2 separate regions of the Homo sapiens genome follow, and region 1 is linked to region 2. A link is a loop called in an ENCODE intact Hi-C map of the cell type or tissue named here. Cell type or tissue: gastrocnemius medialis. All regions are shown on one strand.

The links. Peaks named below come from ENCODE experiments on the same cell type or tissue, not always from the same donor. Only the 100,000 strongest peaks of a DNase experiment are listed, where the experiment ranks them.
Region 1: a loop joins it to region 2, with 4 times the contacts of the local background. A loop is called at or near these places in 4 of 110 quality-filtered maps.

The regions. Positions count from the first base shown.
Region 1 is chr15:53,960,558-53,965,557 of GRCh38, reverse strand. It overlaps a transcript of UNC13C not described here. Among named protein-coding and RNA genes, the nearest start is that of UNC13C, 15 kb to the left of the region's middle. In gastrocnemius medialis, a CTCF peak has its summit at 2,420 (motif pointing left); no DNase peak of the experiment used is centred here.
Region 2 is chr15:54,292,750-54,297,749 of GRCh38, reverse strand. UNC13C (unc-13 homolog C) reads right to left here. Exons shown (of 33, transcript NM_001080534.3): 11 at 3,686-3,855. Among named protein-coding and RNA genes, the nearest start is that of UNC13C, 320 kb to the right of the region's middle. In gastrocnemius medialis, no CTCF peak of the experiment used is centred here; no DNase peak of the experiment used is centred here.

The sequences.
Region 1 (5,000 bases), 330 kb after region 2:
AAATAAATAAATAAATAAGGGAAAAAAAAGAAAGTGCACTGAAAGGACATAAATAAATTCAACATTTAAATATTATTTGGATTCTGATTAAAAGGAGAGAGCTCTTTGTGAGATAATTGTAAATTTAAACATCCAAATTGATATTCAGTATTAGAGAATCATTGTGAATATATGAAGTAATTGTACTGAAGGCTGTGTTTAAAAAGAGTTCAAATGTTTAAGGGTAAAATGATATGATGTATGAGATTTGAAATTAATACGAGCTGAGGAGGGGAAGAGAGGGTTATAAATGATTGAAGGGTCATGGGTTGATAATCACTGAAACCAGTTGATAGGCACGTAAGTGTTCATTATAATAATTTGCCTACTTTTTACATTAAAAATTTTACATAATAAAACATAGTTCACATCGTCTTATGCCTAATACATTGTGAAGGAACCAGTTATTTTGTGCTGTGTTGCCTGTGTGAGTGTAATGCACCAAATGTTTCTAAACTATTATAAATAAAAACTTGTTTTGGACTTATTAGTATAATCAGAGAAGAAAACTTATAGAATCATTAACATTGTTTTTCTGAACAATTGTATTTTCTTACCTAAAAGATGTGTATCTTGGGGCAGGCTATGTCTTGTTAGTATACATGTAATGTACATGTATGACTGTGGCTAACGTGGCTTCGAGATGTGCTACCTCTTCCCTCCAGCGACACTAGCTGCTGTCAGATCCTCCAAAGTGCCAAAAGATTCTAAATTGTCTTGTGTGTTTTCAAATCTTCATCTGGCTTTAGATGACATGCTATTTTTAAAACATTACTTGGAGTGTTTTTTAAATGTGGCATTTCATATATCATCTTTAATAGTCTTTGTTTCATGGATAGATTTCTGGCTCGGGTAGGTACTAAGGCCTGTTTTATTTAGATGTGTATTTAAATACCACAGAAGAATACCTGAACATCTCTTTAGAATTTATTAGGTTGGTGCAAAAGTAATTGCAGTTTTTGCCATTACAACCTAATATTTCACCTTATAGAGGTATATTACATGTCCTTAGAGTATAGAAAAATATTGGCTACCCAGTAATTATTTGAAGAAAGACCATTTTATCTACTTTTGGTTGACACCCATAGGGATAGCTCTGTGCAAGTAGCTGTAAAAATATAGTGTTTGTACTAAGTGTAATTCTTAGATTTAAGAGCCTACTTCCATACAGTATTCAGGATTTAGGGAGACAGATCAATCATACCAACTCTTTTCAGCAAGTAGATGAACATCTCTGCAAAATTGTTAATTCTCTTTCAAACCCACTTAGTCAAGCTGTTTGATTTAGTAGCCCCTGCATACACCATTTAGAATGAAAAGGTAGATATAGTTCTTCCCATGAGATTTGTCAGTACTCCTACTCTGTAAAGATGTTGGTCCTTACTGATTTTATTTCCTAAAATTGTAACCCATTTTTGCTTCTAGAATCACATCTTTCATGTTTCAAGCTGGAAAAAAAAAATGGGTAAAGACCATTTCTTTCCAGACAGATGGGCCTGTTTGTGATTTGCCAAATTCCAAAATATGTGTTCTTCCCCAAATCCTGCCAGAAAGAACTTGGGTGCTAAAATAGATGTAGAAAATCCCTCTATCCTGACACAATTGCTTGACTAAATTATGTTTCTGGATATAAAACCATCCAGCCTGTTTTATTTCCATTTCCATGTGCAGCACTCAATTCCCCTGATAATTTCTTAGTCATTTTAAGTTTGTGAACCATGAATGTCAGCCATTGGTTCCTCACTCTTGTAGGTTTCACCTCTTCTTAATGAAATATGCATGTCTTCCTTGAGCATCTCATCCTTCAGTTCTGCAGACTCATCTTTAACAAGCCTTCCCAAATCCACTCTTAGCAGGGCTCCTCTTATACACATTATTATTATTTTTCAGTGTCTACTGTTTCCCAGGATTTGTACTGAGAATTAACGATAGATAATACTTATCAGAATTTCACCCTGTGGCTGATACTGAGCTAAATCCTTTACACGTGTATTGTCCCATATGGGTATCTCAACAACACAATGAGGCAGGTACCCTTTTCATCTCTATTTTACTAATGAGGAAACTGAAGCTCAGAGAAGTCAAGAAATTTGCTTCAGGTCACACAACTTCCAAGGGTTCAAACCCAGGCAGGCTTGATTTATTTCAAAGCTTAATGAATTTCATTGTGACAGTCTGTCTTCCCTAAACCTGAAAATGTTTTTATAACAAAAGTCTCAGTATAAGTTTGGTAGGCTGTGAAGACAGAAGTTGAGGGTCTTCATGTAACAGAAACCTTTTAAAATAAGGCCCCCAAAATAATTGTGTGAGTGTAAGTGGGGGAGAGTTTGCCTCTATAAACCATAATGTAAACCTCAGCCTTTCTTATGGCTAATGCTCGCCCTCTGCTGGCGTGTCTAATTTGTGCCCAGCTGAAGGGTCATTAAAACATACCCTACCTTCTGTAGTTTAAATTTAGGACAGCAGAATCAGCTTCCTGACCTCTGTAAGGTAATGTGAAAAAATCATGCAGTCGAGAAAGCTACATAAATATTCTCTATTATGATTTCTTTGCAGGTGGGCATAACTTGGCACCTTTGATTTCTAAGCAGTCTGAATTTTATCATGTACAAAGGATGACAGATGAACTCTTATTAGTTATTCCCTTCAGGTGGTTCTGATGAGGGCAGTGAAGGGAAGGCTCACAGTGTAACCAAGGAGAGAATTAATTAGAGCAGAGGCTTACCTCTGTGATTCTATTTATGTCTGAAGAAAAAGAAAGTCACTAAAAACCATGGCATTTGCTCCAGTCTATTCCTCTCTTCTCTTTAATAATGCAGTATTCATTTTTGCAGCCAGTTATCTGATGAGCATGGCAATGCTTAAATGGAACAGTCAGCATCTTATAAGTTTGTCTCTTTCTTGAGACAGGTGGACTGTCACTGTTTGGTACAGCATCTATTAGGGCTAAGGGAATCATATTTTTTCTATTGATATGATTATGCAATCAGCCATGTGTGCTGCAAGAACAGGGGTGGAACTGGAATATAATAAGTACACACACATACTCACACATGAAAATAAAATAATTTCAAATAATATACTTGAAAGAAATCATAACCGTATAATGAGAGTGAATATCAAAATATTTACTCAAATATCACCAGTATTTGAAAATAATAATATCTAAACATGGTTAGCAAATTAGTGTATTTAAGTCTGTGCTGACTCTTCTATTTCACATATAATGATTTATATATTTGTCTGATATTTTCATTAAAGTTATTAGCATGAAAAATGATATTCTGTAAGCCAGCAAAATGCTTAGCAGTGTCAGATATTAAATAGGCAGTAGAGTTTAAACAAAATACAAGCAGGAATCAGGAATCTGAGATTATATTATAGCTATCATCAATGTCATGGATTAAAAATAATGCAAACAATTTGATAGTACACAAGCCTCAAATTTCATGCTATTTGATGGAGATAGAGAGGAGCTATCTCTTAAAGAAAACATAACGCATTAACTCAGTAACTCCTAAAATTTGATAATAAAATCAGAAGTGAAGAAATGAAGAAAGACATTAAAGATAAGAAAGAAGAATAAGTGAAGAGTAGAGAAGGAGTTTGTAATTTCTCTGCCTTCTTTTTCCCCCAAATTTTTGACACTAAGAAGTAGGTTTGTAGATTTCTCATGCTGATGTGCCATTTACAATGCAGGTTATTCTGCTACTGTACATATTTGTATTTGGTGAATTATCTCATATGTGTGTGGTAAATAGGAAACCAGTTACAAGGCTTTTCAGGAATGTCTGTGTTGTTACAGCAGTAATATTATTCAATGGCTAAAAACTACTTTTTTCCTGGCATGGACATATATTAACCAATTTAACATGCTCTCAGCAACCTCATTTTTTCTGTTTTACTGTTAGGGAGATGAAGGCTTAGAGAGGTCACACAGTAAGAAAATCAAGATTCAAACAGTTTCTAAACTGTTAACCACTCTATGCTGCCCTTGCTGATTCTAGCCCGCTCTTAACCACTGTGCACCATGCATCCAAGGCCCCACTGACAAAAGAATCATAATGACAGTGTGTACATTCATCCCTCCTCATGAAGACAAATTAAGGGCAGTGTCTTTCAGACAAAAGATCTAGAACACCAGCTTCTGTAGCCCTCTTTGCAAACAAAGTAACTTCCTGAGAGGTGAAGCAATTCAGAGAGGAGGGCTGCCCCAGCAGAGTCCCCCAGCAAAGGAATAAGAGCACCAAGGCTCAGGGGCTTCATGGTCCGGTGCTGTGCCAGTGGGCAAGCCTTGGGAGAAACAGATATCCCCCTGCTGGGCCATGCTGTATTGGCTGGAGTGCCCCCAGAGAGCTCCGGAAATTGTTCACTGACTACTGGCTGCAGCAAAACCTCAGGGATGAAGGAAAGCATAAGGATGGAAAACCTAGGAACCATCAAAAAATAGGCAGTTGCTCAAAAGTTGAATTTTGCCCCTCTATCCATTTTAGGTGCAGGAATACACACATACACACAAACATATACAAACACACATACACAGAGCAAACAATTTTGAGACTTTTTAAAAAGAAGTTTATAACTCATCCATTACCTAAGAATAATTTATAATACTTCATTATATTTTGTGTCTGTGATATATAAAATCAGGAAAGCTATGTGGTGGGGGACAGTAACTTAATATGTGCATAGTTGGGATGAGGGTAACAAGTTGGCTGCAGAGAAGATGGGAGTATCTATCACATGTAACTTGATTAGATGCTAGGATTTATTGACATGGATATGAAAGGACTGACTATAAAAACTGATAAAACTGACCAAATGATGCTCCACCCTCCAAAAGCACTCTACTTTGGGATCTAGGTTGTCAGAGTGGTTAGTTACTATTTAATGAGTCCTCTGGGTCATTTCCAGATCACATTCTTACTTTGTGTTGTGTGTTCATAGAAATTCCAAATAAT
Region 2 (5,000 bases):
CTCTCAAAAGCTAAAAAACAAAAAAACAAAAAAACGGCTTAAGTAGCTAAAAGCTATTTTTCTGAGTCAGAGCTGCTTATTAAGTAACCATGATGAGGCCATATGTGGTAGCTCTTGCCTATAATCTCAGTGTTTTGGGAAGCCAAGGTGGGAGGACCACTTAATGCTAGGAGTTTGAGACCAGCCTAGGCAACATAGCAAGATCTAGTCTCTACATTTTTTTTTTTTAATTAGGCAGGTGTGTTGGTGCTTGCCTGCAGTCTTAGCTAATTAGGAGGCTGAGGCAGGAGGATCTCTTGAACTCAGGAGTTTGAGGTTATACTAAGCTATGATCACACCAGGGCACTTCACCTTGTCTAACAGAGTGAGACCCTGTCTCTATTTAAAAATGCAAAAAAAGTAACTATGATTCCCCTAAATACAATTAAAAATATTTGCCTATTGTGGTATTGTAATTATCAAGCGTCTTACAGATATTCCAAATAAAAAAACTAATCAGAAGACCCTGCAATTCTCATATATTTCTGTGTATTTGATCAGTTTATACAATGAAATTAAATAAGTTATTTGGCAATCAAAATCAAGAAAAACGGTGTATAAATAGGAAATTATTTTATCTGAAAGCTGTCACTACTTGGTTTCTTCTCTTTGTACTTGAAAAGATGAGCCAAAGTTCTGGTTTATAACAAAATGTTAATAGTTTTCATTGTCAGTGATTTATAAAGACCTACAGTCTATACCCTAGGCTAACTTATAAGTGCTGGACTGTTTATTTGAATGGAAACAACATATAGTCAATTTAGCCATAAAATGTGCGTGCGTACGTGTTCGGTATAAACTGAGCAATAGCTTTGCGATAAATAGAGGCATAATCTAGGCTGTGATTGTAGTGGAGGGTCCTAAGTTCAAGACCCATTTCAGATACAAAACACAGAGGCAATCTGACCCATTTCACAAATGAAAATAGGATTTAGGTAAGTGACACAAAGTCAGTGCGGAGGACTTTAAATTGGCCCTCTTTCTAAACATAGCTGTATCTTTAGCCGTATAAGGTACAGTTAAACCATGAAGATGACTTCCCTCTTGTGGAATGTCTGCTGACTTTTCACTGTTATTCTTTAATCGTCATTTGTGTTGCAAAGATTCTTCCCTTCTAAGTGCCAGGATCATAAGCGATTTTCCTACTGGTTGAGAGGGAGTTGATTCTCAAGAAATATTAAAATTCTCTGCTGGGCCCGGCGCGATGGCTCACGCCTGTAATCCCAGCATTTTGGGAGGCCGAGGCGGGAGGATCACGAGGTCAGGAGATCGAGACCATTCTGGCTAACACGGTGAAACCCCGTCTCCACTAAAAAATAAAAAAAAATAAAAAAAAAAAAAAATTAGCCGGCCGTGGTTGCAGGCGCCTGTAGTCCCAGCTACTCGGGAGGCTGAGGCAGCAGAATGGTGTGAACCTGGGAGGCGGAGCTTGCAGTGAGCCAAGATCGCGACACTGCCCTCCAGCCTGGGGGATAGAGCGAGACTCCGTCTCAAAAATAAATAAATAAATAAAAATAAAAATTCTCTGCTGGGGCCAAGAGAAATGCAAGACCTAGGGTCTTTTTTGGTCACACACCTCTTTCCAGAAATCCAGGGGAGCTTTATTGGTTCTTTGATTTTTAACTGTCATCATCCCTAAGGATCTTTGGGAAGCAGGCTCTGCTTGGACACCAAAGGCTTTCAGTCAAAACTTCCTTTGTGTAGTGGAATGAATTTTAAGTGATAAGGAGGGTTGTATCAAGAATAGAAATAGGTTATTTGTTTGGATAGAATGTATTTAGGGATTTTACACAAAGCTAAAAAAGGTAAAACCTGTACACACTCTCAAAGGTTAAACATCAGCAATGAGGGCAAAAAACTACTGAGGGTGGGTAGGTAAAGACTTACAATATTGCGTTTCATCACATTTTCATCTCATAGACTGAAGGACAGTTTCAGCATAAGAGCTAGATGGCTGATTTTACTAATAGCAGCATATTCAAATTCCTCAGCAAGTTCTGAATATAGTCTGGTACATGGTTTTTCTTTTTGTTCTTCTTCTTATGTATTTATTTTTTTTTTACAAGGTCTCACTCTGTGACCCAGGCTGGGATGCAGTGGCATAATCTTTTAGTCCACTGCAGCCTCAGTGTCCTGGATTCGAGTGATCCTCCTGCCTCAGCCTCCAGAGTAGCTGGGACTACAGGCACATGGCACCATGCTTGGCTAATATTTTTTAAATTTTTGGTAGAGATGGGTCTCACTATGTTGTCCAGTCTGAACTCAAACTCCTGGCCTTAAGCAATCCTCCCTCCTCCACCTCCCAAAATGTTGGGATTACAGGTGTGAGCCACTGTGCCAGGTACTCATATATGTTTTGTTAAAAGAATACATTGGAGAAATTTCTGTTCTGAATTACAACTTTACTGCCTCGACCCAAGAATATGTTAACGTATTACAGAAAAGAAGTCCATATAAAGATAAACCTCTTTCATAAAGAAATAATTTGTGAATGTTCCACAGAGTTAATGGCCTGAAATTTACCCTCAGTTAGTAATTCTATTTTCATATACGAAGTCATTTAATAGTTAAAACAAGCTTTGGGGGGTGGCTCATTATAGCAGAGGTAAAAATTCTACTCCAATACATAAGAGTACAAATCTTCTTTAAGGAAGATTTCTTAAGATAGTTTTAATAATTAGTTCTTAGTTTAACTTGAATCATCTGTGTTCAGATAAATTAAATATCTCTTTCATTGAATTATTCTATAATCTAGAGTTTTGTGAATTCAATGTGACCTCCATTTGTCAATTATTTCATTACTAAAAGTATGCAGATTTTTTTAAAGTCAAAAGCACTTTTTAATTTGTTAACATATGTTGGTATCCTAAGTGGTAACTCTTTGTAACCCAAGGAATGTGTCAACTCTTTAATTCATATCCAGCCAGCCCTCAAAAGTTTAATTAAAACACTTTATAGGATATGATTAAGACATCTTCAGATCGTGCCTTTGCAGAAACTGAGGTGACCCATATATTTTACTACTATTAAATCACCACAGAAAATTCTATGTTATTATTTTATTCTAGTAAAAGTTAAATTAAAACTTACCTTATTTAATTTCTGGTTCCATAATAATTTTTTAAATCATTCCAATTAATCACCTTCTCAGTATCTTCATCAAGAGAGTCTGCATGAGTTCACATGTTTACTTGACTTTGTCAACTAAAGCCTACTGTTATACCGTCATTTGAAAGCAATTCAAAATACATTTTTCCTTCATTGCCAAAATTTCATTAATGGACAAGAAGGAAATAAGTCAAATAGCATTAAATAATAGGTTATTTGTTTCGCATGTATTTGGCAAGGGTTTGTGAAGCTGTATTTCATACATTAAAAATTAAGAATGCAATAACATTTTTCTCTAAAAGACATCTAGGTAGTTCTTGGAAAGGGATTTCTCCTTTCACCTCAAATTTACCAAAGTCTTTCAACAGTATTGAAAAAAGAATAGCCTTTTCTTGTCAATGAAATGAATCATCTAAAGTTCAACAGAATGTCCTGGAAAGGCATTGGTTATTTTTACTTATATGGGAATGTAATACATGCCACAGGTATTCAGGGGTTTTATTTAACTCGTTTTCAAGTAGATAAAAAAAAAAATCACCTAAGTTGTACCAGACATCCATTTCTCCACTCAAGGTCCTCACTTCTACAATTGTTTGTCCCAGAAAATCATCTGACTCCTTTTTGAAATGTTGCTTGACTCTGGATTTAATATCATCATCTTCATCCCATACTCTGACTTTGATTCGATCTGTGGAGTTATGACACTCACTGAAAATAAATGTGGATAAGTTAACAACAATTGAAAACTGCTCTAAATTCCATTTGATGTTAGTACTTTATTTTCTATCTATTCTAGAAAGGCATAATATACTACATAATAAATGAGATAACCCATTTCATCTATCCATGGGATGTTGCAGGCACATAATGCAACTATACTGAAGAAAAGCTAAATAATGTTAATAAGGGAAAATCAAATCCCATTCCATCCTATTTCCTTTAACTGATTTAGATATAATCAAATATGGGTAAGAAATCTTTGCTTGTGATATTTTCACTTATGCCATATTTCCTATTGACAATAGTTATCTTGATAAAAATATCCATGCTTGGAAAATTCTTCACCATAAAAATAAAGCTAATTTTATTGCAATGGGTGTTGAGAATGTGGACTTCACAGACTACAAAATGACAATAATAGTTTTCTGAAGGACTTGAAAAACTAAAAATCCCAGTAAGCACATAAGATATTATTAAATCAAGTAGAATTAGAGCAAAATCCTTCTGATTTAAAGAACAAACTGTGCATTCTAGTCCATCGTTAATTTCCAGGTTTTCTTCACCCTCTTTTGTTGAGGCAAGCTACTTAGTATTGCCTACACATATTATGGTCTTTTCTGACACTGTGGTTTTTGTATACACTCTTCCCTAGGCTTCTTTGCCTGTTAACCAATCAATCTTTAGGAATCTGCAAGTAAACTGATGTATATCACTTTTCCTGCAACTTATTGAACCATTTAGTTGCAATCAACTCTTTGCTTTCTGTGTATCCTGTACATGATTTCCTCTAGCACAGGTGCTTTATCTCAGGGTTCATGGATGAGTTCTGAGCATTCTTGAACTTGGATTAAAATACATATATTATATATGTATATACACACACACATATAAGGAGAATATACATATTATATATGCATTATCTATATAATCTATATAGATAGATATAGATATCTATCTCTATATATAATCTATATATTATCTATAATTAATATAGATATATGTATAAAACATATTTTATAATATATAGAGAGAGGAAGAGATCATCTTTATATTTTCAATTATGAATATAGGCAACAAACCACAGCAGCATTTTTGTCATCAATACAACCACAGATACTTACATATAACATTCT